2 separate regions of the Homo sapiens genome follow, and region 1 is linked to region 2. A link is an interaction called in ENCODE POLR2A ChIA-PET data of the cell type or tissue named here. Cell type or tissue: OCI-LY7. All regions are shown on one strand. Links, peaks and the distances in the headings refer to the core of each region. The heading gives the core; the rest is flanking DNA. Region 1 has its middle 29 kb from the start of PARP1. Region 2 has its middle 12 kb from the start of ITPKB.

The links. Peaks named below come from ENCODE experiments on the same cell type or tissue, not always from the same donor. Only the 100,000 strongest peaks of a DNase experiment are listed, where the experiment ranks them.
Region 1: POLR2A ChIA-PET joins it to region 2 with 5 read pairs; 1 of 35 experiments calls an interaction of 5 or more read pairs at or near these places.

What each region holds. Positions count from the first base shown.
Region 1 is chr1:226,429,387-226,444,881 of GRCh38, forward strand. It overlaps the pseudogene RPS3AP7. Among named protein-coding and RNA genes, the nearest start is that of PARP1, 29 kb to the left of the region's middle. RefSeq lists enhancers at 1-385, 3,279-4,131. In OCI-LY7, for the core only: CTCF peaks have their summits at 7,301, 8,806 and 9,008; DNase peaks (open chromatin) are centred at 7,285, 7,725 and 8,804; H3K4me3 peaks cover 2,106 bases; H3K27ac peaks cover 4,158 bases.
Region 2 is chr1:226,743,944-226,759,438 of GRCh38, forward strand. No RefSeq gene overlaps it. Among named protein-coding and RNA genes, the nearest start is that of ITPKB, 12 kb to the left of the region's middle. RefSeq lists an enhancer at 10,357-10,856. In OCI-LY7, for the core only: no CTCF peak of the experiment used is centred there; DNase peaks (open chromatin) are centred at 5,728 and 7,768.

The sequences.
Region 1 (15,495 bases), core at 4,537-12,536, 310 kb before region 2:
AGGGAGGCCCAGGCAGGCAGCCGCCGGTGTGCCCACTGCTTGGGGGATGGACTAACTGGGCACAGTCACTTCTCCAGGTGGGCAATGTGCTGTTAGCCTATTAACAGTGGGGTGTCTGGACTGAGTATGGTGGCTCTCAGCACTTTGGGAGGCTGAGGCAGGGGGATTGCTTGAGACCTGGAGTTCGAGACCAGCCCGGGCAACATATGAGACCCCGTCTCCACAAATAATACAAAAATTGGCCAGGTGTGGTGGTGCTCACCAGTAGTCCCAGCTACATGGGAGGCTGAGGCAGGAGGATCACTTGAGTCCAGGAGTTCTAGACCAGCCTGGGCCATAGAGAGAGACCCCATCTCAAAAAAAAGTGGATGTCTGGAATGCTGCCCTCCTTGCCAGGCAGCCTGTCTATTCTCTGCAGCCATTCGGGGTCTGAGCCAGAAGTTTCTTTCCTGAGGAACAAGGATCCTGCCTCTCCAGGCCTAGGACACAGGCCAATAGGACTTCTAGGGGCAGGGGCTCCTGGGAGCTCACAACCCACTCTCGTTTAATGCACTGCTAAGTGACACCCCCAACAGCAGCACTGGCTTTGAGCAGAGGACTGGGACATGATCAGATGGGATTGGCTCCTCAGCCTGACACCCATGCACCAGGCACTGGGGGCTCAGTGCTGATGTCTTGACCTTGAGGAATCACGGCCTCATGATAGAGGCCTGGGGATCCCCGCGGGGCACAGGGAGATCAGAAGTGGTGGTGGCACATTTGCACTCACTGCAACACATCATTACAGCATGCCTGTCTTTCTCTGTCAGCAAGTATCTGGGGCCTTTGTCCAGGAACTCTCATCAGGGAGTCAGCTACTGGCCATAGATCTGTTCCACAAGGCTGTCCTGTCTGCAGACTCTGCCGGGCAGTGTGGTGAGAGAGCTGGCGAGGCATGGTGACCTTGGGATGGGTGCCCCGGAGCAGTGCTGGCTCTGTTCCTTGACCATAGATGGTGCCTTGGCTGGCAGTTCATCATCTATGCCCTTGGTGGTCGTGGTGGGGTGCTGAGCCAAGCCTTTTCCACTCACCAGACAATCAGATGCCCAAACACACCGTTGCAGGCCAGGAGCTTCATTGTAACACCCTAAGGGCAGCTTGGTTCTGGTTCTGGAAGGCCCTCAGCAGGCAGTGGTAACCCCAGCACGAACAGGAATTGCATCCTAGTGGGGGAGAGTTCTGTGAAGTCACTGATAGACCAGCTGCTCGGTTAGGTGGCCGGTGGGTGGCACTCTTAAAGTTTCATGGTTACAAAAATTAGACGATCATGGTGGTGGACGCCTGTAATCCCAGCTACTTGGGAGGCTGGGGCAGGGGGAATTGCTTGAACCCGGGAGGCGGAGGTTGCAGTGAGCTGAGATTGCGCCACTGCACTCCAGCCTGGGCAACAGAGTGACACTCCGTCTCAAAAAAGAAAACAAATGTTTCATGGAGTATTTGCGAGCTAAACAATGGGTACATGTGGACACAGAGAATGGAATAATAAACACTGGAGACTCCAAAAGATGGGAGTATAAGCAGTGGGTAAGGGCTGAAAAATTACCTATTGGGTACAATGTTCACCATAGTGACGGGTTCACTAAAAGCCTAGACTTTACCACTATGCCATATATGCAAGTAAGAAACCTGCACTTTTACCCCCCAAAATGTATATATTAACATTCTACAATTCACTTTAAACATGTGTAACTTTTATTTGCCAATTCTACCTCAACAAAACTTTTTATTTTTTATTTTTTGAGACAGTGTCCGGCTCTGGCTCTGTCACCGTCACCCAGGCTGGAGTGCAGTGGCACAATCACAGCTCACAGCAGCCTCGATCTCCCAGGCTTCAGCAATCCTCCCACCTCAGCCTTCCAAGTCGCTGGGACTACAGCCATGTGCCACTAGGCCTGGCTGATTTTTTTTTTTTTTTTTTTTAAGTAGAAATGAGGTCTTGCTGGCTGGTCTTGAACTCCTCAGCTCAAGTGATCCTCCCACCTCGGCCTTGAAAAGTGCTGGGATTATAGGAATGAGTCACTGCGCCCGGCCAAAAAAATATTTTTTTTTTAAAAAAACAAGCAAACAAAGAATTTCATGGCATATATGCCTAAGTTTGGAATGGCTAATTGTTAAATTAAGTCAATACTTTGCTTGGACCATGTTTAAGAGTTTAAATATACATATATATCTACAAAGAACACAAACAAATTTACAAGAAAAAAAAATCCCATCAAAAAGTGGGCAAAGGATATGAACAGACACTTCTCAAAAGAAGACATTTATGCAGCCAACAGACACATGAAAAAATGCTCATCATCACTGGCCATCAGAGAAATGCAAATCAAAACCACAATGAGATACCATCTCACACCAGTTAGAATGGCGATCATTAAAAAGTCAGGAAATGACAGATGCTGGAGAGGATGTGGAGACATAGGAACGCTTTTACACTGTTGGTGGGACTGTAAACTAGTTCAACCATTGTGGAAGACAGTGTGGCAATTCCTCAAGGATCTAGAACTAGAAATACCATTTGACCCAGTGATCCCATTACTGGGTATATACCCAAAAGATTATAAATCATGCTGCTATAAACACACATCACACGTATGTTTATTGCGGCACTATTCAGAATAGCAAAGACTTGGAACCAACCCAAATGTCCATCAATGATAGACTGTATTAAGAAAATGTGGCATATACACACTGTGGAATACTATGCAGCCATAAAAAAGGATGAGTTCATGTCCTTTGTAGGGACATGGATGAATCTGGAAACCATCATTCTCAGCAAACTGTCACAAGGACAAAAAACCAAACACCACATGTTCTCACTCATAGGTGGGAATTGAACAATGAGAACACTTGGACACAGGAGGGGGAACATCACACACCGGGGCCTGTTGTGGGGTGGTGGGGGGGATAGCATTGGGAGATATACCTAATGTAAATGATGAGTTAGTGGGTGCAGCACACCAACATGGCACATGTATACATGTGTAACAAACCTGCATGTTGTGCACATGTACCCTAGAACTTAAAGTATCATTAAAAAATAAAATAAAATACAATAAAAACAGACTATTAAGCAACATTAAAATATATATATATATATGAAAATAAAACATTTAAATCCAACTATAAATGGGAAGTAAGTGGGCTGTCCATATCTCCTGGTTAAGAATGTCATGCTGCTCTGCACAAGCTGGAATTGCACAGGGATCATGGTGGGGGCCTAGAGGGTATGTTTGGTGTTGCTCCCGGTTTGGGCAAATGGACACACAGCCCTGCTTGAGGATCCAAGTCCCACAGGCTGCCGGCAGAGCCTGTTTATCCCTCACAAAGAGGTTGTCATCAATTTCCAATTAGCTGGAAGCTTGGCGGGCAGCTTCAGGCTCCAGACTCCATCATACTAATGAAGGCGGGGCCCCTGCTGGAGACAGCGCTGAACGAGGATGGAAGTCAAATTAGGTTATTCCTATGGAGGGATATCCAGTCTTTGTTTTGGGGCTGCTGGCTTACCTCTGCAGGGAGGGGAATTTCTCTGGACTCGTAGGGTGAACTCGACCCAACATCTTCCTCTGGGCTGGGGTGCTGGGAGTGAGAGGTGAGTGAGCCTCAAGGCTCTGTGTCTTCCTTCCAGAGGGGGCAGGCAGAGCTGAGGACAGAGCTGTGGCATTGTCTGTTGCCTTGGACTTGTAGCAAGGAGAAACACTGGGGTCCCGGAGCCTGGGGGAAACCCCTAGAGGGGGCTGCATCATCTGTCCACGGGCAGATGAGGTGAGGGGAACTGGGAATGGCTTCTCCTTCGGAGTGACGGGGGTAGCCCAGACTCCATCATGGGGAGCTGACTAAACCTCAGGCCCTAGGTGCACTGACAGGACGGGGCCTGTTTGCAGTGGCAGGAAAGGAGAGGCCAGAGACCTTCATTCTCTAGTCGGCAGTCTGAAGGGTGGCAGCAGGCTTCAGAGCTGTTGCTGGGGAGTCTGTAGGAGCAGCTGCGCTCCCTTCTTCACAGGCAGTGCCCTGGGAATACCAGGTTTCCTTATTGATTTGCCCTAGTCTGTCAGATGCAAACAGGCTTTCATAGAATCCAAGGAAACATCTGCTGAGAAGAATTACAGTGGGCAGTAAAGCATTTCTCTGGGGAGCTTGTGTGCTCGTTCTTTCCTCCCCCTTCTCCTCCGGCTTCTGGGAGGGGTTTGAGATATGGAGAAAGACCATTCTGAGCTCCCTCATGGTGGACCGAGGGTCAGGACCAGCCCTTTGCCTTCTTGCCATGGATTCTCAGGAAGGCGGAAACAACCAGGTGCCTTGATGGGCTGCGACCTAGCAGAGGGGCAGGCACGCGGCTCATCCTGACCCCATGCTCAGCGTCAGGGTCTCCACCTCGGGACCCCCATCAGCCTCCTGTGTGCTGAGCATGTCCAGCACTACACAAGGGGATTATGGGAGGAAGGGGGAAATGCAGGACAGAACTGAAATAATACTTCTTCAGTGAAGACTTGGGGCTAAAGAGCCAAGGCCCGGGACCTGCATGCACAGCATGTGAGATGGGCAGAGGGGCCATGTCCCGTTGGCTCCAGCATGGAGGCTCCTGAGTGGAGCCATGTGTGTCCACAGGCATGGGGTCAGTGGCCTCCACATACGTGATCTCCTGCGCCCTTCACAGAACCCCTGCTGGCCAAGCTGGTCAGGCATCACCTCCACGAAGCAGAAGGGTTGCTGCCAATGAAGTCATGGCAGAATGGGGACAGGAAAGGAGAGTCCATCATGAAACCCCATGCTTCCTACACATGTTGCCTGATTCCAGTGGTTCTCAATCTTATTCTTATTTATTATTTTTTAAAGAGACGGGGGTCTCTGGGAGTTCCAGGTTATAGTGTGCTATGATCACACCACTGCACTCCAGCCTGGGTGACAGGGTGAGATCCTGTCTCTAAATAAATAAATTCATTAATTAAAAAAAAAAAAGAAAAAAAGAGACAGGGTCTCACATCTCATTCTGTTGCCCAGCTGGAGTGCAGTGGCATGATCATGGCTCATTACAGCCTTGACCTCCTGGGCTCAAGCAATCTTCCCATCTCAGCTTCCTGAAGACCTGGGATTACAAGTGTGAGCCACCATGCTTGGCTTGTTCTCAATCTTTAGAGCCTAGAAGGATCATGAGATGTAAAAATGAAATTCCTAGGCCTCACTCCCATAGATTCTGATTAAGAAGGTCTGGGGTAGGGTTCAGGGATCTGCCTTTTAACGGAAGGGGGCAGATGAAACCATAATTGGAGAAGCATTGTCTCAGTCCAGTAAAACTAACAGATATCCACAAAGATCTGCAGTTGCTTTAAATTCACCAAGAGGCTTAAATTAATTAACAAGCATTTTCTGAGAGCCTATAATTATGTCCCCAAGTTATTAGGGCCTGCTTCATGGGTGAGCGCATTGCACAAGGCCCCACACTTGAGGTTTAGTGCTCTGTGGTGGCTGTCCTTGAAATTCTCCATGATTTACTCTTTGCGTCTGTGCTTTTTGAGACAGTCTCACTCTACTGCCCAGGCTGGAGTGCAGTGGCGAGATCACGACTAGCAGCCTTGACTTCCTGGGTCCAAGCAATCCTCCTACCTTCCCTCCCGAGTAACTGGGACTATAGGCCTGCTTGGCTAATTTTTACATTTTTTTGTTGAGATATGGTCCCGCCGTGTTGCTCAGGCTGGTCTCAAACTTTTGGACTCACATGATCCTCCTGCTTCAGCCTCCCGCTTCAGCCTCCCAAAGTGCTGGGATTATAGGCGTGAGCCACGATGCCTGACTGGATCTGTGCTTTTGTAAGTGAAGTCTAATGGGACAGTGGAGCATATGAGGGGTCTTGGTGCCTGGGCCTCACAACCGTTGCCTCTGGCCTGTGGGTTCTTAGCCTCACTGTTCTCAGCCCATCCCAAGATCGCAGCCACCAGCCTTCCCAGCAGGAGTCTGGGCCCAGGCAGGAAGAGCCAGTGTCTGGCATGGGTACCCCATGGTGTCTTAGAGCGGGCCATGGTGGCAGCTGGCCAGCCTACCACCCCTGGCCCCAGGTACTGATGTGTTCTGGTGTGCAGATCTACACATCCTAGGGGTCTCCTCTCTGCCAGGTTGGAGCAATGGGTCAGTGGGAGAGGCATATGCCTGCCTGGACTTCCCCAGACCTGGCTTCCTGACCTCTAGGAGGTTACAACTGACGTAAATGGAGAGGAAGGAAGCTGGCATTGATTGAACGCACACTCCTCTCTAAGACTCATTTGCTTTTCGCTGATATATCCTAGTGCCTAGGACATTGGCATGTGGGCAGTGCTCAAAAACACTCAGGGAAGGAATGAATACATGGAGAAACTCTTTGAGGTCGATTTATATTTCTTCCATTTTACAGATTAGAAATTAAGGGTTAAGGAGGCTAAACAACCTGCTGGAGGTCTAAAATCAGTAAATGACAGAAATAAGATTTAAATGCAGGTCAGAATTCCAAAGCCTTTGCCCTTTCTGTGTCACAAGTCTAAAGACATGGCTTAAGCACACTGGCTGCTGGGCCAGGATTTGACCAATGATGCCAGTACTGACCCACCAACTGTCCAATCGCCACCAAGTCAGAGCTTCTCCTGGGAGTGGTTTCCTGGTTGTCCCTGGATGTCCAAGGAGGAGAGGGATTCTGAGCCCAGTAAGAGATTTGTGATTCGGATTTTCACTGGTTCTGCTCTTCGTGGACCATGTCTCAGTCCAAGGAAAAGAGAGGACTAAAGAGATATATTCATGAAAATCCTCTAATTCAACTGACTCAATTAGGACTTTCCAATTGCTCAAATTGAAAATCTCAACCCAAAATGAGCTAAAACTATTTAATCTTATTTCATGTAACGGAAAAGTCCAAGCCTGGGTAACAGAACTTGACCCCATCTCTACTAAAAAAAAAAACCAAAAAAAAATTATCTGGGCACGGCAGCATGCGCCTGTAGTCCCAGCTACTCAGGAGGCTGAGGCAGGAGGATCACTTGAGCCCAGGAGGTTGATGTTGCAGTGAGCCATGATTGTGCCACCTCACTCCAGCCTGGGTGACAGAACAAGACCCTGTCTCAAAAAAAAAAAAAAAAAAGAAAAAAGAAAAGAGGAAATTCCAGAGCTAATCAGACTCCAGGTGAGTTGATTCCAGGGCTCACCAAGGACCCAGGCTCTTGCCATCTCTTAATGTTTCATCCTCAGTGTTGGCAGCTGCAGATGTGACATCTAGAGGAAGTTATTGGGACTGGGCTAGACTATTCATCTGGGGCGGAATGGATGTTGAGGATCAACTACAACGTCACCACATCATCAGTGCACAAGCAGCCCTGCTTTAGGACCTCACTGGAAAACATCCCAGGAAGAAACTGTCCATCCTACATTGCCACAGACCACTGCCCAGCCCAGGCAGCCCGAGGGGTCTAGCATATCAGTCACACCAGTGGTGGCAGTACTGGTTGTACCAGCAGAGCTAACTGGGTGCTGGTGGTGCTTGATCCCAGAGGAAGCTGCAGTGTACCTTCACAAGGCTCGGTAGTCAGCCAAGGTCCCAACAGCAGCCATCACCAAAGGAGGCTGCACCTGGACAGCAGCAGTAGGAGGAAGAGTGGTAGCTGGCACATGACACCCAGGACTTATTTGTTAACACATCTGAGACGCCCCTGGGGAACTGCAGAAATAATTGAAGTTCCTGCAGGTGGCTGGCATCCAAGCATAACAGATGGGGCAAGGTGAGCTAGCGAAGCTTGGCTTTTCTTGCTAAAGGAACTCTGTCAGCCCCGGACACTGGTTATGTGTACAATGCCTGAGAGAGCTGGGTGAGAGAGCCTCCAGCGTAAGGCTCCCGTCAGCTCTGCCCCCTCCCTGGGTGGGAGTTATCACAGCTTGGACACAATTCCAGGGGAAACCCGGGCCAAACTCTTCTCTTTGAGTGTGCCAATGGTCACGTAATGTTAATGCTGGTTGTTCCTGGGTGGTGTGATTAGATTACTTTCTTTCTTTTCCTTTTCCTTCCCTTTTTTCCTCATTGATTTTTCCCTTTCCTCCCTTCCCCTTCTTTTCTTGCTTTCTTTCTTTTTTTTTTTTTTTTGGTAATTTTCTGTACTACTAAATTAAAAAATGTTTTATTAACCTTTTCTGAATAGATGCTACATCTCATGGTTCAAAACTAAAAAAATACATTTAGAAAGTAATCAATGAATCAGAAGCCACATGTAGGGCTTGTAAATGAAACCAACAAGCAAACAAACAGTGAAGAATCTTCTTTATATCTCTATCTGCCCAGTTTCCCTTCAGCCCTCCTCTTTTCCATTATATTCTTTGGTTTATCCTATAATAACATGTGTATGCTTGCAGAGTTTCTTTATGCATATACAAACAGGTGAAAATATATTTTTATTTTCTCCCCCTTTTTTGCACATATATACTGCTGTATACCTTACCTTTTTCACCTAACAACATACCTTGGAGATCTTTATCAGTACATAAAAAATCCTCACTTTCTTGTATAGCTGCCCTTTGTGATAGGGCATGATAATACCACAATTTTTAAAAATCGTCTGCTATTGATGGGCCTTCAGTTTGTTTTCAAACTTTTGCTAATCCAAATGATGTTGCATCAAAAAAACTTGTGCATACATTATTTTGCATATATGTAAGTATTCCTGTGGGATAAACTCCCAAAAGTGTAACTGCTAAGTCAAAGGGAGTACGTGGTTGTGATATTGACTGATTTGGCAAATTGCCCTCTGTAAGTGTTGCATTAATTTATACCACCACCAGGAGTATCTAAGAGTGTCTTTTCCCCACAGCTTTGCCAACAGAGAGTGTTATCAAATTTTTGGAATTTTGTCAGTCTGATAGGTGAAGGTTATCTCGGTGTGGTTTTAAAATCATCCTTATTGGGCTATGATTTTAATACAACAGAATGGACTCATTTTAGTCATACAGTTCAAAGAGTTTTGAATCAATCAAGGTATAGAACGTTTCCATCACCCCAAAAGATTGACTTGTGCCCCTGCCCAATCAACACCCTTCCCATCCTGTCGGGAGAAACCACTACTGTGATTTTTATCACTATAAGTCAGTTTTGCTTTTGGCTCTCTCAGCTCTTTTGGCTCTCTGAGCAGCACCATGGCAGTTGGCAAGAATAAGCACCTTAAGAAAGGTGGCAAACAGGGGGCCAGGAAGAAAGTGGTTGATCCATTTTCTAAGAAAGATTGGTATGATGTGAAAGCACCTGCTATGTTCACAAGAAATATTGGAGAGATGCTAGTCACCAGGACTGAAGGAACCCAAATGTATCAGATGGCCTCAAGGGTTGTGTGTTTGAAGTGAGTCTTGCTGATTTGCAGAATGATGATGTTGTATTTAGAAAATTCAAGCTGATTACTGAAGATGTTCAGGGCAAAAACTGCCTGACTAACTTCCATGGCATGGATCTGACCTGTGACAAAATGTGCTCCATGGTCAAAAAATGGCAGACAATGATTGAAGCTCCTGTCAATGTCAAGACTACCAACGGTTACGTGCTTCGTCTGTTCTGTGTTGGTTTTGCTAAGAAACACAACAATCCGATATGGAAGACCTCTTATGCTCAGCATCAACAAGTCCGCCAAATCCGGAAGAAGATTTTGGAAATCATGACCTGAGAGGCGCAGACAAATGACCTGAAAGAAGTGGTCAATAAATTGATTGCAGACAGCATTGGAAAAGACATAAAAAGGCTTGCCAATCTGTTTGTCCTCTCCATGATGTCTTCATTAGCAAAGTAAAAATGCTGAAGAAGCCCAAGTCTGAACTGGGAAAACTCATGGAGCTTCATGGTGAAGGTAGCAGTTCTGGAAAAGCCACTGGGGACGAGACAGGTGCTAAAGTTGAACGAGCTGATGGATATGAACCACGGTCCTTGAATCTGTTTGAAGTTAGGACTTACAATAGTGGCAAATAAAAAAGTCTTATTTGTGAAAGAAAATTAGTTTTGCCTGTTTCAGAATTCACAGAAATGGAATCAAATAATGTGTACTCTTTTCTGACCAGCTTCTTTTGCTCAGCATGTTTTTGAGATTCACCCATGATGTTGCATTCCTTTTTATTGCAGAGTAGTATTCCATTGAATATTCAAATATACCACACCTTTTGGGTTTGTTTTTCATTCATATGTTGATGTTCATTTTTTCCTATAAACTTTATAATCAGTTTGTCTGGTTAAAAAAATGGTGTTTGTAATAGACTGCATCCCCTTTATCAAGTAAATTATGGAGAACTGAAGTTTTTATTATGTTGAGTCTTCCTCTCCAAAAACATGGTATATTTATTCCCTTTGTTCCAGCCTTCCTTTATGTTCCTCAGTGTGTTTTAAAGCTTTACCCAATTCTGGTTATAGTCATTCCTAATTGTTAGCAGGTGGCAGGTTTGGCTTTTTTCCCCAATTTTCCTTGCTTAAATTTAGAAAAAAAATTGAATATGTATACTTTTATTTTTTATTTTATTGTATTGTATTTTTTGAGATGGAGTCTTGCTCTTTCTCTCAGGCTGGAGTGCAGTGACGTGATCTCAGCTCACTGCAACTTCCATCTCCTGGGTTCAGGTGACTCTCCTGCCTCAGCCTCCCAAGTAGCTGGGGCTGCAGGAGCACACCACCATGCCCAGATAATTTTTGTATTTTTACAAAAATACAAATTTGATGGATATATAATTTCCAGCTTGGGACTATTATGGATAAAGCAGTTATGAACAATAATGTACAAATATTTTTGTGTTTATATGCTTTCATGTGTCTTCAGTAATTTCCAAGAAGTGAAATTTCTGAGTAATATGATACAATGTATGTTTAACTTGGTAAGAAACTAGCCATCTGCTTTCCAAAGTGGTTGTACCATTTTATCCTCCCATCAGCAAAGTACAAAAGTTCAATAGTCACATATCCTTATCAATACTTGATATTGTTATTATTTTATATTTTGGTCATTGTAGAAGATATGTGGTGGTATCTAATCATAGATTTAATGTGCATTTCCATGATGATTAATGATGTTGAACATATTTTCAAGTACTTATTGGCTATTCCTAATCTTTGGTTTGTTTGTTTGTTTGTTTTCTTTATGAGACAAGGTCTCTCTTCCAGGCTGGAGTGCAGAGACTGGTGCAATCATAGCTCACTGCAGCCTGGAACTTCTGGGCTCAAATGATCTTCCCACCTCGGCCTCCCAAGTAGCTAGAACTACAGGTGACTGCCACCATGCCTGACTAGTTTTTTAATTTTTTGTAGAGACAGGGTCTTGCTACATTGCCCAGGCTGGTCTCGGACTCTTGGCCTCAAGTGATTCTCCCATCTTAACCTCCCGAAGTGCTGGGGTTACAGACGTGAGCCACTGCACCCAGCTCTCTTCTTAATCTTTTGCGGAGTGTCTTGTCAAATCTCTTCCCCATTTTGTATTGAGTTATTTGTCTTTTTAATACTGGGTTATTGGAGTTCCTTATATAACTCTCAGTGAAGTTTTAATTTGCCTTCTTTTGTGATGTATGACATTGAGCATCTTTTCACATGCCTAAGAGCCGTTTGTATTTTCCTTCCTGTGAACTGTCTATTCATATCCTTTGCCTCTATTTCTATTGAGTTGTTAGTCTTTGTCTTACTGATTTCTAGAAAGTCTTTATACATTAGAAAGGTTAACCCTTTGTCTGAGATAGGAATTGCAATTATTTTCCCCAGTTGCTTGTTCACTTTTGACTTAGCTTATTGATGCTCTTTGCCATGCAGAGGTTTTAATTTTTATGTATTTGAACTTATCAATCTTCTGTGGCTCCTGAATTTCTGAGTCATGGGTCTTCCTTATTCCAGGATTCAAAGAGATTCTATCATGCTTTATTCTATCATGTCTTCTCTCATGTCTTAGCCCAGATTACCTAGAAAACAGATCTTTTTTTTTTGTTTTTTTGTTTGTTTTTTTTTTGAAATGGAGTCTTGTTCTGTGGCCTAGGCTGGAGGGCAGTGGTGTGATCTCAGCTCACTGCAACCTCCGCCTCCCGGGTTCAAGCGATTCTCCTGCCTCAGCCTCCTGAGTAGCTGGGATTACAGGTGCATGACACCACGCCAGGCTAGTTTTTTGTATTTTTGGTAGAGATGGGGTTTCACATGTTGGCCAGGCTGGTCTCTAACTCCTGAGCTCAGGTGATCCACCCACCTCGACCTCCCAAAGTGCTGAGATTGCATGTGTGAGCCACCACGCCCAGCCGGAGAACAGATCTTAAAGCAAAGCAATAGAGAGATGAAATTACAGTGAAGCAAGAGAGAGTAAAAGGGGATGGAGAAGGCGAGGCAGGAAGGCACATGCAAGGTGGCTGGCCAGGCTTCACAAGAAACAGCAGGATGCTTCCAAACAGTTCTTTGGCCACAGGGGGAGGAAAGGAGGGGCGTTATCCATTGTTTCCTTCTATCTCTTTTCTACCATTGGTCCGAGCTTGTCCTGAGGCTGCTACTGCTCTGCCCTTCAGGTATGGGCGTGTTTCCCAGTTCCATTTACTGACAAGTTCCTCTTCTCCATTGATTTGAAAGGTCTCTTTTGTTATACACAACATTTCTATTTTTTAATTTTCTATTTAAAATTTTCTTTTCTATTCCATTGGTCTTTCTCTTCAAGCTGTTTTATTTATTTATTTATTTATTGAAATGGAGTCTTGCTCTGTTGCCCAGGCTGGAGTGCAGTGGCATGATCTCGGCACACTGCAACCTCCACCTCCTGGATTCAAGCAATTCTCCTGCCTCAGCCTCCTGAGTAGCTGGGACTACAGGTTTCTGCCACCACACCCGGCTAATTTTTGTATTTTGGGTAGAGATGGGGTTTCACTGTGTTGGCCAGGCTGGTCTTGAACTCCTGACCTCAAGTGATCCACCTGTCTTGGCCTCCCAAAGTGCTGGGATTACAGGCGTGAGCCACTGTGCCAGACCCCAAGCTGTTTTAATTATTGAAATTTTGGAATATGTTTTAGTATCTGGTAGGCCTCGTTCCTCATCTTCTTTATCAGTATTTTCTTAGGTATTCTTATTCATTTTTTCATAAACTTTATAAACAGTTTGTCTGGTTAAAAAAATGGTGTTTTTAACAGACTGCATCACCTTTATAAATTAAATTATGGAGAACTGAAGCTTTTAGTATGTTGAGTCTTCCTCTCCAAAAACATGGTATATTTATTCCCTTTGTTCCAGCCTGCCTTTGCGTTCCTCAGTCGTTTCAAGGCGTTTTAAGGCTTTACCTGATTCTTGTTATAGTCATTCCTCGTGTTAGCAGGTGGTAGGATTGACTTTTTCCCCCAATTTTCTTTGCTTGAATTTAGAAAAATAATTGAATCTGTATACTTTTAAATTAAAACAATAAATAATTAATTTTTAAATGGTAAAATAAAGGGGAGAAAGGATAGTTTTTTTAAAAAAATAAGAACATACTATGTACCTCATAAATAAGTACAATTATTGTATGTCAATTAAAAAATAAGATAAAATAAATTTAGAAATAAATAAAAATTATAAAACGAGAACAAACACCAAAACCAAAGTTTTGTGTGTTTTTTTTTGTTTGTGTGTTTGTTTGTTTTAGAGATGGGGTCCTACTAAGTTGCCCAGGCTGGTCTCATACTTCTGGGCTTAGGTGATCCATCCTGTCTCAGCCTCCCAAAGTGCTGAGATTACAGGCATGAGCTAGCATGCCTGGCCCCAAACCAACATTGTACTTTCTCCGGTCTGGCGAGGCTGAGTTCTGGTAGCCTGAAAATGCTGACGCAGCCATTGACTGGGTTTGACCCAGGAGCTCTGAGGGGCCCTGAGAGCTCACAATCTGGCAGGGGAGGGTGGAACGGATGAGAGGTTGTTGCTTTTGCTCGGCTAATGTGGGAGTCCACATTAGTCCGAGGCTATTCCCAGGGCCACAGAATCTACTTTACCCACTGCCCTCATCTTTGGTAAAATGCCTCTCCCAACTGAAGAATAAACACACTTACTTTCTCACTTACTCTTTATTTTTAATTTTTTTTTTTTTTTTTTTTTGTAGAGAAGGGTGTCTCATTATGCTGCCCAGGATGGTCTCAAACTCCTGACCTCGACTTCCCAAAGTGTTGGGATTACAGGCATGAGTCACTGCACTCAGTCACTCTCTCACTCTAAGAACCTCCTTGCTCAACTAAATTTCTTTCTTTTGATGCCAGGAAGTCATAGGCTGGGAGCTGGCATCAGACTTGCTCTGGAATCTATTTTTATTACCTATGTATCACTATGTGAGTCAATGACTTTGCCTGCTGAGCATCAATCACAAAGAAACCGCTTTTCCCAGTCAGAGTTCTGGGTGGCGATCTGGGGGACAAAGGCAAGGAGAGGAAAACTTGGGAGGTTTTCTAGGTGTTAGTTCTGCCCTGGGGTCACACAGCAAGTTGCCTTCCTTTCCATGTGTTCTCTGTCTGTGTCTTCTCTTCTCCAGCCTTTCTGCTTCTTTAGCAGAAGACATCTGGCCGAATGTCACGGAAAGTGTTTCATTCAATGCATTTAAGAAATGAGATCAAAGTTTCTTTCTATAATTGGCTTACACACACTGTTGAGTCAGCTTTGCTTTTCCCTGTCTTTCCCCGTTTTATTTTTTTAATTTTTTTTGAGATAGGGTCTTCCTCTGTCACCCAGGCTGGAGCGCAGTGGCTCAATCACAGCTCATTACAGACTCGACCTCCTGGGCTCAAGAGATCCTCCCGCCTTGGCCTCCCAAATGTGCTGGGATTACAGTTGTGAGCCACTGTCCAGGCCTCCTCTGTTTTATTTATGCAAGTATTTCAAAGGTATTTCAGGGAATATTCGCACCTTATGACTTTGTTCTTCAGAGAAAGTTAAAGAGTCTTATCTGGGAAAGATGAGGCAGGAATCCAGGAGGGAGGGAGAGATGAGGTTCTGGGTGCCTCTGGAGCTGGCTTTGGCCAGTTTTTTAGAAGAATGTAATTCTTGCCCCCTCTCTTCAACCCAATGCCTGTCCCCGTCTCACCAGCACATTTACTGGAGGGACAATCTAATCCCAATGGCCAAGCCATTCTGTGCAAAACTCTTAAGCTCTTCCCAGCACCAGTCTTATTTTATTACCTTTTTCTTTTCTTTTTTTTTTAAACTCACACCAAAAGCCACATTCAAAGCACCAGTCTTATTAGCTCACCTTTTCTCTCTTTCTCCTTTCTCTTGTGGTTGGAGAGGCTTTATGGATGGGAAGGACTGAAGTGAGTTAGCTAACTAGAGATTTATTTGGTTTTGAGGGACCTTGTTCCACCTATTTTGGTTCAGAGTCTAGTCAAATAACTTTATTAAAGAAGATAAGCTTGTTGTGTTCCGTCTTAGGATACCAAACCAACATGCCTGTCTCTTCAAATGTTCCTCAAATGAGGTAGTGCTTCAGTTAGGTTGCCCGTGGCTGCAAGCAATGAAAAATA
Region 2 (15,495 bases), core at 3,495-11,494:
ACAGATCCTAATGTAAAGCCTAAGACCAAGAAACTTTTATAAGAAACATAAGAGAAAATCTCTGGGAACTTGGGTTCCTGTTTCTTAGATATGATACCAAAATTAATTGGACTACATCAAAATTTAAAACGTCTCTTCAAGGCCAGGCACAGTGGTGCACATCTGTAATCCCAGCATTTTGGGGAGGCTGAGGCGGGCAGATCACTTGAGCTCAGGAGTTTGAGACCAGCCTAGGCAACATGGCAAAACCCCATCTCTACAAAAAAAAAAAAAAAAAAAAAAAATTAGGCCAGGCATGGTGGCTGATGCCAGTAATCCTAGCACTTTAGGAGGCAACGTGGCTCACACCTGTAATCCCAGCACTTTGGAAGGCCAAGGCAGGCAGATCACTGGAGGTCAGGATTTTGAGACCAGCCTGGCCAACATGGTGAAACCCGGTCTCTACTAAAAATACAAAAATTAGCTGGGCGTGGTGGTGAACGCCTGTAGTACCAGCTTCTCAGGAGGCTGAGGCAGGAGCATCACTTGAACCTGGGAGGCAGAGGTTGCAGTGAGCCGAGATCACACCACTGCACTCCAGCCTGGGTGACAGAGTAAGACTCTGTCTCAAAAAAAATACAAAAATTAGCTGGGCATGGTGGCACGTGCCTGTATTCCCAGCTACTCAGGAGGGTGAGGTGGGAGGATCAATTAAGCCCGGGAGGCCAAGGCTGCAGTGAGCCATGATCATGCCACTGCACTCCAGCCTAGGTGACAGAGTGAGACCTTGTGTCCACACACAAAAAAAACAGAAAACAAAACACCCCACTTCTCTTCAAAAGATACTGAAAAGAATGAAAAGACAATGCATAGACTGGGAGAAACTATATGCAAAGCATACTATTCATAGCAGCTTTATTAGAATTAGCCAAAAATTGGAAACAACTCAAAAGTTCATCAGGTGAATGGATAAACAAATTGTGGTATACAATGGAATATTATTCATTAATAAAAAAGAAATGGACATTGATGTACATACAACATGGATGAATTTCAAAAGAATTATGCTGCCTGAGAAAAATCAAACAAAAGAGAATATCTACTGTATGATTCCAAATATGGAAAATTCTAGAAAACACAAACTCATCTATAGTAACAGAAAAAAGACTGGGTGGCTGCCTGAACATGGAGGCTGTGGAGAGGGGCAGGAAGTAGGAAAGATGAAGGGACATGTAGGACATTGTGAAAGTAATGGATACGTCCACTGTCTTAATTGCAAGGATGATTTTATGGGTGTATACATACATGAAAACATATAACACTGTAAAACATTAAATATGTGCAGTTTGTTGTATATCACTTATAACATAATAAAATTTTTTTTTTTTTTTTTGAGATGGAGTCTCACTCTGTCGCCCAGGCTGGAGTACAACAATTGCGCCATCTCGGCTCACTGCAAGCTCCGCCTCCCGGATTCACGCCATTCTCCTGCCTCAGCCTCCGGAGTAGCTGGGACTACAGGCGCCCGCCACCATGCCAGGCTAATTTTTTCTATTTTTGGTAGAGATGGGGTTTCACCATGTTAGCCAGGATGGTCTCGATTTTCTGACCTCGTGATCCGCCCACCTCGGCCTCCCAAAGTGCTGGGATTACAGGCCAGAATTTTTTTTTTTTTTTTTTTTTTGAGACATGGTCTTGCCCTTGTCGCCCAGGCTGGAGTGCAATGGTGCGATCTCAGCTCACTGCAACCTCTGCCTCCCGGGTTCAAGTGATTCTCCTACCTCAGCCTCCCAAGTAGCTGGGATTACAGACAACCGCCATCATGCCTGGCTAATTTTTGTATTTTTAGTAGAGACGGGGTTTCACCATGTTGGCCAGGCTGGTCTTGAACTCCTGACCTCAGGTGATCCGCCTGCCTTGGCCTCCCAAAGTTCTGGGATTACAGGTATGAGCCACTGTGCTCAGCCAATAAAGATATTTTTAAAAACATAGCTATGGATGGATATAGCCTTTGATGAGGATATTATGGGCCCCATTCCTAGTGTCAAGCACAGTGCTTGACATATAATCTCTCTTCTGGGTGAAACGTTCTGGGTAAGTTGTTCATTTTTTCATTCACATGTTTCATGGAATAACTATGTGTCCCCTTTTTTCAAATATAACTTTGTTAAATTATCACAATCGTTCCAGCTGTCGCATCTATCCTGCAATATCATCCTCTTAGGAATCCTCCTCTGATGGCCCAGCCTGAAATGACCTCCTCCTCCTCACATGTGGAGACTCTGTATCAGCACCCTTCACTCAGCATCCCTCCTTCTGCCTCGCACTGTTAGTAAGCTTTTCATGCTCTCTCCCATAAGGTCCTTGAAGGCAGAGAGCAGCTATGGCTTTTCTATGAACAACCCCCACCTCCCCTGGCCACTTAATACCTTGTCTTACATATATTTATTCATGATTAATTCCTTAGTCATTAAAAATACTATTTTTTAAAAGACAGACTTATTTATGTAAACATATACATACACAAACACAGTCTTGCTACCCTCTGCCACTACTCATGAGGCATATGGTCCGGAAGAGCAAAATGAAAACAGCAAATGTTATGATTCTAGATTGATACAGAAAAGAGAAAGTCCATTTTTACGTTCCCTATACACCTGAGCTTTAGCCCTAGTTTCATGGCTTCCTGGGTATACTTCACTGTTATAACAGCTTATTCTTCATGTATTCATTCATTCATCAAACGCTTACTAAACCCTTCCCTAACTCCATGCTATGTTATAATGTGCTACCTTTTGTCTCCTCCTCTTTGAGGACTTAGTCCCATTTGCATCTGCTATGTCTGGTGTAGGGAAGGTATTTGATCATATTTATTGAAAGGTCTTTGTCCCCAACTCAGGCACGAGCAACAGAAGCATTTTCTGCCTCTCCTAAATCCAGACGCTGCTTTGTGGTGGGACTGGAAGGAGAATACCAAGCTGATTAGGATGATTTCTGCAGCAAAGTGTAAGATACTTATAGGTATGTTCCATTTACATGTGGATATTGAAACAATTATCTAGTTTCAAACTGACTTTTCCAGCCATCTAAACAACAGATTGGGTTGGCTCTGTTGCAAATCTATTAATAAGTTATGCACAGAGACTCAAAATCCATAGAATAGCCATGATCTGAGCCAGTGGTATAAATATATGTATTCACTCAGCATCAAAAATGTATATATACATTTTTTCATTGTCTGTAAACAACCATAAACTGATAAGAGATGGACTGAAAAAATGCGATCCTGCTTTTCCTACCTAAATGTGACTTAGCTAACTTAAACACTCATGTTGAAATGTTGTGTCAAGCCCAGGTGCAGTGCATTAGCACTTTGGGAGGCCAAAGTAGGAAGTTTGCTTGACGCCAGGAGTTCAAGACCAGCCTAGGCAACATAGCGAGACCCTGTCTGTACAAAAATTTAAAAATTAGCCAGGCATGATGGCGTGCACCTGTAGTCTCAGCTACTTGGGAGGCTGAGGCAGGAGGATCACTTGAGCCCAGGAGTTGAAGCTGCAAAAAGCCATGATTGCACCACTGCACTCCAGCCTGAGTGACAGAGTGAGACCCTATCTCAAAAGAAAAGAAAAGAAAAGAAAAGAAAAGGAATGTGGTGTCAAGACTTTGTTTTAATTGAAACCAAGTCATTTGCTGTCAGTTTAAGATGCTGACTCTATATGGCTTTGCACTAAACCTCTTCTCCAGGGATCCCCTCCTACACACTGAAAAGGCTGCCTTTGCTTTAAATCCTAAAGAATGAAGCGTGGGCCGGGCATAGTGGCTCCCACCTGTAATCTCAGCACTTTGGGAGGCCGAGGCGGGCAGATCACCTGAGGTCAGGAGTTCAAGACCAGCCTGGCTAACACGGTGAAACCCCGTCTCTACTAACAATACAAAAATTAGCCGGGCGTAGTGGCAGGTGCCTGTAATCCCAGATACTCAGGAGGCTGAGGCAGGAGAATCGCTTGAACCCGGGAGGCGGAGCTTGCAGTGAGCGAGATCACGCCACTGTACTCCAGCCTGGGTGACAGAGCAAGACTCTGTCTCAAAAATAAATAAATAAATAAATAAATAAATAAATAAATAAATAAATAAAAATAAAGAGTGAAAGGTGAGGAGCGGCCTTAGCACCTTTCTCTGGATAACTGGATTTGTATGACATCTGCGGACCCTTAGGACAAAAATAATTGGTGAGAAAGAGCATTGGAAACGCGTGAGTTACAGGACATTCACAAAATGTTTTCTCTGAGGTTTTGATACAGTGGGCCTTGTGTTTGAATAGCCTCCATTAGGAAGTTTAGGAGAGCCAGAGAAGGACTTTGAGTCAACCTTGATCCATCATTTAAGACTTTAGGAATGAAAAGAAAGTGTTAAGTTTACGTGCTTGGTGTGTAAGAACAGAGTCTCAGAAAAGGTCACCATCTAATGTTCTAACATAGAATAGACGGCTGTCTTTGGTAGAAGAGGGAAGTTTCTCATGCCTCCCATTTCTCCTTTCCCTTACAACAAAGGGACAGCACCAGCAACAAGAGATTATATCTATACTGGTTGCAAACCACACTCAGTCCATGCTTCAGGTGTCTACAGAACTTCTGCTGGTACCCACTAACGCAGCCTACCTCACTGCTGTTTAACCCATGAGCATCTCATTTCAGCTTTGGGTATCATTAACGCCATTCATTTACTCTTTAAACTATGACTGGGTTTTCTAGGCAAGGGGAGAGGGAAGAGAAGGATATGAAGAGGAGTTGTACTCATCTTTAAAGTACTCACAGACTAGAAGGGGAACCAAGTGTTAAAATAGTTATAATTATTTTTATTTTTATGTGATATATGGTATAATAGCACTCAAATGACCAAGAGAGAACAGTGGTAGGGGTGGCCTTGGGCTAGGGGAGGAGATGGGAAGGCTTCAGGAAATGGTTATCTTTTGGTGGACTGTAAAGGATGAGTAGGAGTTCACCAGGAAAAGAAGAGAGTCTTCTAGGCAGAGGCACAGCAATCACAAGTCCCTTGACCCATGGAAGAGCAGGTTTGAGGAGTGTTGAGTCCATGTGGCCAGAGTATATGGTGGTGGTGAGTGGGGGGCAATGGGGGGGGAGAAGAGCCTGGAATAACAGTTTGGGGACATGTGGTGAAGTTCCTTAATTACTATGCTAATTAGCTTGGATTTTCATTAAAAATGATAGGCAGCCACTGAGGAGTTTTAGGCAGAGTGACACAATTAAATTAGCATTTTAAAAAGATATCTCTGAGGCAATACAGAGGATATATTGTAGGGGAAATAGAGACCAGGCTCAGTGGTCTCTATTACAGAGCTCCAGGGCACCGGGCCCTCAGAGATGGGTAAAACACTGCAACACAGCCCTACCTTTCAGGAGCTCGCTACTGCGGAGGGAGCATATTAATTACCTGTTGCTATCCCAAATTACCAGAAACTTAGCAGCTTGAAACAACATGTATTTATTATCTCACAGTTTCTGTAATATGCAGTGTGGTTTAGCTCAGTCCACGGCTTCAGACTACACTTAAGGTGTTGGCCAGGACTGGGCTTTATCTGATCCTCAATTGGGGAAGAATCTGCTTCCAAGATCACAGTGTTGTTGGTGAGATTCAGCAACTTGCTGGCTTTGGCCAGAAGCTTCTCTCGCTTTTTTGCCACGTGAACCTCCTCAACATGGCTACTTGCTTCATCGAAGCGTGAAAGCTTAGAAGGCAACAAAGAGTGTCTGCTGACAAGACGGAAGTTGCAATCTTATGTGACATAATCACCTCCATTGCTTAGAAGATTATAATCCTATCACCTGCGCTGCTTAGAAGCAAATCGCCGAGCCCACTCACACACGGGGCCGTGGATGCCTGCAGGCAGAAATACTTCAACCCATCTTAGAGTCTGTCTCTAAGGATAGAGACTGGTCTTGAACTCTCTCAGAATAATAAGACAAAAATAAGGTAGCTGTATTCTCCAGGGGCTATACAGTCAAAGAGAGGTTATCTGGACTGATCTGTGATTAAGGGAATACTTCCTCAAGGGGCTCAATTAGAATGCCACTACTGTGGTCCTGGAATAAGATGTTGAAGACCTGAAATTTCCCTATTCATCAGTTAATTAATTAATTATTTATTTATTTATTTTGAGATGGAGTCTTGCTCTGTCGCCAGGCTGGAGTGCAGTGGCGCCATATCGGCTCACTGCAACCTCCGCCTCCCGGGTTCAAGCGATTCCCCTGCCTCAGGGTCCCTCGTAGCTGGGACTACAGGTGTGTGTCACCACACCTGGCTAATTCTTTGTATTTTTATTAGAGATGGGGTTTCACCATGTTGGCCAGGATGGTCTCAATCTCCTGACCTCGTCATCTGCCCTCCTCAGCCTCCCAAAATGTTGGGATTACAGGCGTGAGCCACCGTGCCCGGCCTCATCAGTTAATTCTTATTATCCATTGGGTCCTTTGGTTAAGAAGTCCATGGTGGACAAAGGTTTATTTAGTTAGTCTTTTGTTTGTTTTCATTTTTGTTTTTGAGACAGTCTCGCTGCAATGCCCAGGCTGGAGTGCAGTGGCGCAATCTTAGCTCACTGCAACTTACGCCTCCCGGGTTCAAGTGATTCTCCTGCCTTAGGCTCCCAAGTAGCCGGGACTACAGGCACCTGCCACCACGCCTGGATAATTTTTGTATTTTTGGTAGAGATGGGGTTTCACCATGTGGGCCAGGCTGGTCTTGAACTCCTGACCTCAGGTGATCCACCTGCCTCGGTCTCCCAGAGTGCTGGGATTACAAGTGTGAGCCACTACACCTGGCCTGGACATGAGTTTAAATCCCAGTTCAGCCACTTAGAGCTGTGTGAACTTGGAAGTTAGGTAGCCTCTCTTCACATCAATTTCCTACTCCGCAAGATGGGGATATTGCTGCTTACCCTATAGGGATCTTGAAAGATTAAATGACATGGTGTATATGAAAGACCCTAGCATGGGCCCTGCCACATTGGAACTTAGCCAGTAACTTAGGCCACATCCTAAGCAAGACTCACGAGTGCAGAAGGACCTGGATCGAAGTTACAGGCAAAACCGGCTGTGGAAGAGCCTGGTCCTCAGGCTTCTCCTTAGAGGGCAGCCAAGACTGTCACAGACACATCCCACATCAAGGCCCGCTCAGTGGTAAAAGCAAGAGGACCTTGCATCTCCATGTTGTGGACCCTCCTTTGATTTGGTGACCACCTGATAAACACTTGCTGACCCGCCGGGACTGGGGTTCCAGGGCTACATCATCCATCTCTAGCAGCTCTCTAGGGCCCTGAAATGGAGTGTTTCCTCCCCTTCTGAGCTCTCCCCCATCATCCAGCCAATGGTTTAGCACTCGATTGCTTTTTTTTTAAAAAAAAAAAAAAAAAAAGGATCTTGCTCTGTGGCCCAGTCTGGAGTACAGTAGTGTGATCATGCCTCACTATAGACTTGAACTCCTGGGCTCCAGTGATTCTGCCGCCTCAGCCTCCTGAGTAGCTGGGACTACAGGCATGCACCACCATGTCCAGATAATTTTTTCACTTTTTTGTAGAGATGGAGTCTCCCTATGTTGCCCAGGCTGGTCTCAAACTCCTGGACTCAAGTGATACTCCCACTTCAGCCTCCCAAAATGCTGGTATTACAGGCATGAGCCACTGTGCCCAGCCTAGACTGCTTTTAAAGGTATTTATTATGTGCCCATCTCTGTGCTAAACTAAAACACCCGATTTAAACAGGTGTTAAAACAGGTGTTTTAAACAGAAGCAGGGGTGAGGGGAGGAGCTCATCTTGGGCTGAGGCTTTGTTTTTCTGTCCTAGAGGCCATGTGCTCCCTGCTAAGTTGGAGCTGAGAAGCTGGGAATAGGCTGAGATGCTCTTCCTTCACTTGTTCTCCTGAGTACAGCCTCCGTGCTTGTTGTTACATAATTTCTATTAAAATTCCTGGAAATGCAGCTAGAAGAGTAGCTCCCAAAGGAACCCTGAGGCATGAATGCTGAGGTTGAAAGCTTCCCATCTAAACTGTGTCTCCAAGTGCTGACAATGCCAACCCGACTCACATCGTCATTGGTGACAATGCCAACCCAACCAACTCACATTGTGTGCAGGATTCCCAAATGCCCAGCAGCTTCAAAAATAGACATCTTCTCCAAAGAGAGCAGACACGGTGAAAAGCACAAAGATGAATGACTTCAAATTATGAGATGCAAAGAATGCCAACTTGCTCACATTAAGGTAAGGTATAATAGGTTGTAGGAGGTTAGGAAGTCATCTATGAGGCCACCGCTTTTCCAGTGGTTCCTGCATGCCCCCACCCTGCTGTGCTTATTGCCATAAAGCATCACAGAGCACGGCCCGACAGTGGTCAGGGTGCTCAATGGCAAGCAACAGAAACTGTGTATTGCTTCTATAAGCACAAGATAAAGTTATAATAAAGATATGGGGAGCTCATAAAATCATCAAGAATACCAGAAAATCAAGCTTAGGAGATGGGGCAGGAATGGGGGAGGCTCCCCAGGTCAAATCACTCCTGAGGGTTTGTCCAGTGCCACATAAGGTGTTGTCAACACAGCTCCTGCTGCAGCACTGATACTCCTGGAACCTGGACGTGGCCATGCTGCTGGCACCATTACCACAAAGATGGCTTCTCCATGGACCTGCTTCTCTGTGTCAATGTCCAGTGGGTGTGTCTGATTGGCTGAGCTGAGGTGTGTATCCATACCCACCCCCGGAGGCTGGGGAAGCAGGCATCTCAGGCTTGGAGGCTGCTCAACTAAAGAGCCCAGAGGGTCCACTGGAGCCCCAGGGCTGACTTCCAGGCAAGTGAGCAAGTGAGTTCTCACAGCATCTTTTTCTTCTTTTTTCTTTCTTTCTTTTTCTTTTCTTTTTTTTTTTTTTTGAGATGGAGTCTCGTTCTGTTGCCCAGGCTGGAGTACAGTGTCACAATCTTGGCTCACTGCAACCTCCGCCTCCCAGGTTCAAGCGATTCTCCTACGTCAGCCTACCGAGTAGCTGGGATTACAAGTATGCGCCACCATGCCTGGCTAATTTTTGTATGTTTAATAGAGACAGGGTTTTGCCATGTTGGCAGAGCTGGCCTCAAACTCCTGACCTCAAGTGATCTGCCCGCCTCAGCCTACCAAAGTGCTGGAATTACAGGTGTTAGCCACCGTGCCCAGCCATCTTTTTCTTTAAATAATTAAAAAGTGATTAAAAACCGGGCATGGTGGCTCATGTTTGTAATCCCAGCACTTCGGGAGGCTGAGGTGGGCGGATCACCTGAGGTCAGGAGTTCAAGAGCAGCCTGGCCAACATTGCAAAACCCCGTCTCTACTAAAAATACAAAAATTAGCCTGGCGTCGTGGCGGCCACCTGCAGTCCCAGCTACTTGGGGGGCTGAGGCAGGAGAATCACTTGAACCCAAGAGGTGGAGGTTTTGCAATGAGCTGAGACTGTGCCAGTGCACTCCAGCCAGGGTGACAGAGTGAGACTCTGTCTCAAAAAAAAAAAAAAAGTGATTAAAGGTAAAAAGGGAAGAAGACAAATTCATTCAAAAAATGTTACTGAGCAGTTATATGTCAGGCAGTATTCTAGACTGTGAGGATAGAGCAGGGAGTCACACACAAGTCCTGACCTCAGAGAGGCTTCACAGTAATGGCAGATAGGGAGTAACAAGCCTGTATATGTGTGTGTGTGCGTGTGTGTGTGTCTGGTGTGTGTGATGTTGATAAGAGCCGTGGAGAACATGGAGAACAATACAGGCAGGGTAAGAGGGCCTTGGGAGTGCTAAGTTATTTTGTAGAGGTGGTCAGGGAAGACTTTCTGCCTAAGATGATGTCTGAGCAGAGATCTGAAGGATGGAAGGAGGGAGGACGTCATTCAGCCACCAGGGAAGAGTGTTACCCACAGAGGGGACAGCCAGAGTAGAGGCCCTGAGGCAGGAGCACACTTGCAGGGTCAAGGAAGCAAACAGCCATTGTGGCTGAGGCAGAGTGAGAGAAGGGAGCATTGGAGAGAATAAGGTCAGGGAGATAGTCAGGGCTTTTCCCAGGGCAAGAAGAGACACTTTTGGAAAGTTTTGAACACGGAAGTAAGATGACCTGACCCACATTTTAGAAAAAGCCCTCTGGCTGCTGGTGGAGAACAGAGGGTGGAGGGGCAAGAGAGCAGGCAGGAAAAGCATTCAGGGGGCTCCTGTGGGAGGCCAGACTGGAGGAGCAGGGGTGAGGCCAGGCGGGAGAGCAGAGGTGCTGAGAAGGAGGCAGGCTCTGGATGCATTTGAAGGTAGTCACCAGGTTTGATGCATCGGATGTTTTATACTCTTGTGCTCTCTCTGTCTCTCGCTCTGTCTCGTTCTCTCTCTCTCTCTCTCATACACACACATGCATGCGTGCATGCATATACAAGAATACCTACTTTTATTCTACTTCACAGATATTGTTTTTGACAAATTGAAGGTTTGTGACAACGCTGCTTCAAGCGAGTCTTTTTTTTTTTTTTGAGATGGAGTCTCACTCTGTTGCCCAGGCTGGAGTGCAATGGCGTGATCTCGGCTCATTGCAACCTCCGCCTCCCAGGTTCAAGCGATTCTCCTGCCTCAGCCTCCTGAGTAAGTGGGATTACAGGCACATACCACCATGCCCGGCTTATTTTTGTATTTTTAGTAGAGATGGGGTTTCACCATGTTAGCCAGGCTGGTCTTGAACTCCTGACCTCAGGTGATCTGCCCACCTCGGGCTCCCATAATGCTGGGATTACAGGCGTGAGCTACCTGTTGTTTAGTGTATCCACCTTCATCACTTATCTCAGCTGGATCTTCTGGATAACTTCCTGCTGCTTTTTCATTAGCACTTGCTGCTTCTCCTTGCACTTTTATGTTAGGAAGGTGGCTTCCTTTCTTAAACCTCACGAACCAACCTCTTTTAGTGTCTGACTTTTCTTCTGCAGCTTCCTTATCTCTCTCAGCGTTCACAGAATTAAAAAGAGTTAGGGCGGGAGCCACCACGCCCAGCCGAGCAAGTCTATCTTTGCAATTTTTCCAACAGCATGTGCTCACTTGGTGTCTCTGTGTCCCATTTTGATAATTCTTGCAATATTTCAAACTTTTTCATTAATATTATATCTGTGATGGTGATCTGTGATCAGTGATCTTGGATGTTCCTACTGTAATTGTTTTGGGGGTGCCACGAACGGCACCCATAAAAGTCAGCAAATTTAATCCATAAGTGCCGTGTGTCCTGACTGTTCCACCAACCAGTATACCCCATCTCTCTCCCTCTCCTTGGGCCTCTCTAGTCCCTGAGAAACAATAATATTGAAATCAGGCCTATTAACAACCCTACAATGGCCTCTAAGTGTTCAAGTGAAAGGAAGAGTCACACATCCCTCACTTTAACTCAAAAGCTAGAAATGATTAAGCTTAGTGAGGAAGGCAGGTAAAAAGATGAGATGGGCCAAAAGCTAGGCCTCTTGTGCCAAACGGTTAGCCAAATTGTGACTATGCAGGAAAAGTTCTTGATGAAAATTTAAAATGCTACTTGAGTGAACACACAAATAACAAGAAAGCAAAATAGTCTTACTGATGACACAGAAAAAGTATAGTGGCTGGGATAGAAGATCAAACCAGCCACAACATCCTTGTAAGCCAAAGCCTAATCCAGAGCAAGCCCCTAACTCTCTTTAATTCTGTGAATCCTGAGAGAGATGAGGAAGCTGCAGAAGAAAAGTTAGACACTAAAAGAGGTTGGTTCATGAGTTTTAAGGAAAGAAGGCACCTTCCTAACATAAAAGTGCAAGGAGAAGCAGCAAGTGCTGATGAAAAAGCAGCAGCAAGTTATCCAGAAGATCCAGCTAAGTGATGAAGGTGGATACACTAAACAACAGGTTTTCAATGTAGATGAAACAGCCTCTATTGAAAGAAATTAATAAGTAGACTTTCATAGCTAGAGGTGCAAAGTCAATGCCTGGCTTCAAGGCTTCAAAGGAGAGGCTGACTCTCTTGGCAGGAGCTAATGCAGCTGGTGACTTTAAGTTGAAGCCAGTGCTCATTTACCATTCCAAAAGTCCCAGGGCCCTTAAGAACTATGCTAAATCTACTGCCTGTGCTCTGCCAATGAAACAACCAAGTCCGGATGTCAGCACATTTGTCTACAACATGGTTTACTGAAAATTTTTTTTTTTTTTTTTTTTTTTGAGATGGAGTCTCGCTCTGTCACCCAGGCTGGAGTTCAGTGGCGAGATCGTGGCTCACTGCAAGTTCTGCTTCCCGGGTTCACGCCATTCTCCACCTCAGCCTCCCGAGTAGCAGGGACTACAAGCTCCCGCCACCATGCCTGGCTAATTTTGTTTTTGGATTTTTAGTAGAGACCAGGTTTCACCGTGTTAGCCAGGATGGTCTCAATCTCCTGACCTCGTGATCCCCCTGCCTCGGCCTCCCAAAGTGGTGGGATTACAGGCGTGAGCCACCACGCCCAGCTGGTTTACTGAATATTTTAAGCCCGCTGTTGGGACCTACTGCTCAGAAAAAAAGATTCCTTTCAAAATATTACTGCTAATTGACAATGTACCTGGTCACCCAAGAACTCTAATGGAGATGAACGAGGAGATTAACATTGTTTTCATGCCTGCTAACACAATATTCATTCTGCAGCCCATGGATCAAGGAGTAATTTTGACTTCTAAGTCTTATTATTTAAGACATACATTTTGTAAGGCAATAGCTGCCATGGGTAGTGATTTTTCTGATGGATCTTGGCAAAATAGATTGAAAACATTCTGGAAAGGATTCATTATTCTAAATGTCATTAAGGACATTCATGATTTATGGAAGGAATCAAAATATCAATGTAAAGAGAAGTTTGGAAGAAGTTGATTCCAACCCTCATGGATAACTGAGGGGTTCAAGACTTCAGTGGAGGAAGTGCCTGAAGATGTAGTAGAAATAACAAGAGAATTGCAGTTAGAAACGGAGCCTGAAGATGGGCCTGGATTGCTGCTATCTCAAGATCGAAAAACTTGAATGGATGAGGAGTTGCTTCTTATGGATGAGCAAAGAAAGTGGTTTCTTGAGATGGAATCTATTCCTGGTGAAGATGCTGTGAACATTGTTGAAATGACAATAAAGGCTTTAGAATATTACCTAAACTTAGTTGATAAAGTTGCAGCAGGGTTTGAGAGGATTGACTTCATTCTTGAAAAAAAACTTGTACTGTGGGTAAAACGCTATCAAACAGCATTGCGTGCTGTAGATATATCTTTTGTGAAAGGAACAGTCAATCAATGCAGCAAACTTCACTATTGTCTTATTTCGAGAAATTGCCACAGCCACCCTAACCTTCAGCAACAATCATCCTGATCAGTCAGCAACTATCAACATTGAAGCAAACCCTCCACCAGCTAAAAGATTATGACTTGCTGAAGGCTCAGATGATTGTTAGCGCTTTTTAGCAATAAAGTATTTTTAAATTAAGGTATGTACATGTTTTAGACATAATGCTATTTCACACTTAATAAACTATAGACTACAGGACAGTGTAAACATAACTTTTTTTTTTTTTTTGGAGACAGAGTCTCACTGTCACCCAGGCTGGAGTGCAGTGGCGAGATCTCAGCTCACTGCAACCTCCGGCTCCTGGGTTCAAGTGATTCTCCTGTCTCAGCCTTCTGAGTAGCTGGGATTACAGGCGTGCACCACCACGCCTGGCTAATTTTTGTATTTTTAGTACAGACAGGGTTTCACCATGTTGGCCAAGCTGGTTTTGAACTCCTGACCAGGTGATCTGCCTGCCTCGCCTCCCAAAGTGCTGGGATTACAGGCATGAGCCACTGCACTCAGCCATGTAAACATAATTTTTATATGCACTGGGAAGCCAAAATACTCATGTGACTCATTTTATTGCAGTGGTCTGGAAACAAACCCATGATATCTCCAAGATATGCCTGTACATACACATTGTGTGTATGTTTGGGCAAAACAAGAAAACTGTAATTCTAACCAGAATGCTGTTTAAAAGTTATCATTACATAGTAAAATAAACATAGATTAGAAAGAAGAGTGAGGTCAATTTCATTATTAAGCCGTAAGTTGATTTACACAATCCCCCAATTTCTTGCTATTAATTAATAATAATTATAACGATAGATAAGTGCTTATGAGGTGCCGGGTACTGTTCTGAACACTTTACATATGTCATTTACATGTATTGATCATTTAATTATCACAGCTAAGCCATGAGGTAGGTAATATTACTGTTCTCACTTTAAATGCAATGAAACTGAGGTATGGAAAGTTTATGTAAGTTAAATAAGAACCATTTATAGAGAAATAAAGTTTTGCCTATAGTAAAAGATGAAATAAGCCAGGCATGGTGGCATGCACCTATAGTCCCAGCTACTCAGGAGGCTGAGGTAGGAGGATTGCTTGAGCTCAGAAGTTTGAGACCAGCCTAGCCAACATAGCAAAACCCTGCATCAAAAAAAAAAATGGAATAGGCCGGGTTGCGGTGGCTCACACCTATAATATCAGCACTTTGGGAGGCCAAGGCAGGTGGATCACTTGAGGTCAGGAGCTCAAGACCAACCTGGCCAACATGGTGAAACCCTGTCTCTACCAAAAATACAAAAATTAGCTGGGTGTGGTGTCACATGCCTGTAAGTCCCAGCTACTCCAGAGGCTGAGGCAGAATTGCTTGAACCCGGGAGGTGAAGTTTGCAGTGAGCAGAGGTTGCGCTACTGCACTCCAGCCTGGGTGACAGAGCAAGACTCCGGCTCAAAAAAAAAAAAAAACACAAAACAGTAATCATTAAACAACCACCTAAACATATGCATTTCTCACTGGGATCAAACAACTCACCTATAAAATGAGGGCATTAGAAAGGTGATTATGAAAGTCCTTTTACCATAACTATCTGTGACTCCTTCACTGCTAGCAGAGAAAATAGTCCCCCTTTTCTCCTTTGATTATAAACAATAAATACAATCAATTCATGTTTTCTAAATGCCTATAATGAGCAATTAAAGATTACTTGAAAGAATAGCTTGATTTCATGAAGTACTTATGTTGTTGCTTAAATAATTGTTATTGATAATATTTAGTTTGATGAAGTGTTCCTTTGTTTAGAAAAATTGTACTCTGGCCAGGCGTGGTGGCTCATGCCTGTAATATCAGCACTTTGGGAGGCCGAGGAGGGTGGATCACCTGAGGTCTGGAGTTCGAGACCAACCTGGCCAACATGGTGAAACCCCATCTCTACTAAAAATACAAAAAATTAGCCGGGCGTGGTGGTGGGCGCCTATAATCCCAGCTACCTCGGAGGCTGAGGCAGGAGAATCGCTTGAACCCAGGGGGCAGAGATTGCAGTGAGCTGAGATTGCACCATTGCACTCCAGCCTGGGCAATAAGAGCGAAATTCCATCTCAAAAAAAAAAAAAAAAAAAAAGAAAGAAAGAAGAAAAAGAAAAATTGTATTCTTTCACATATAC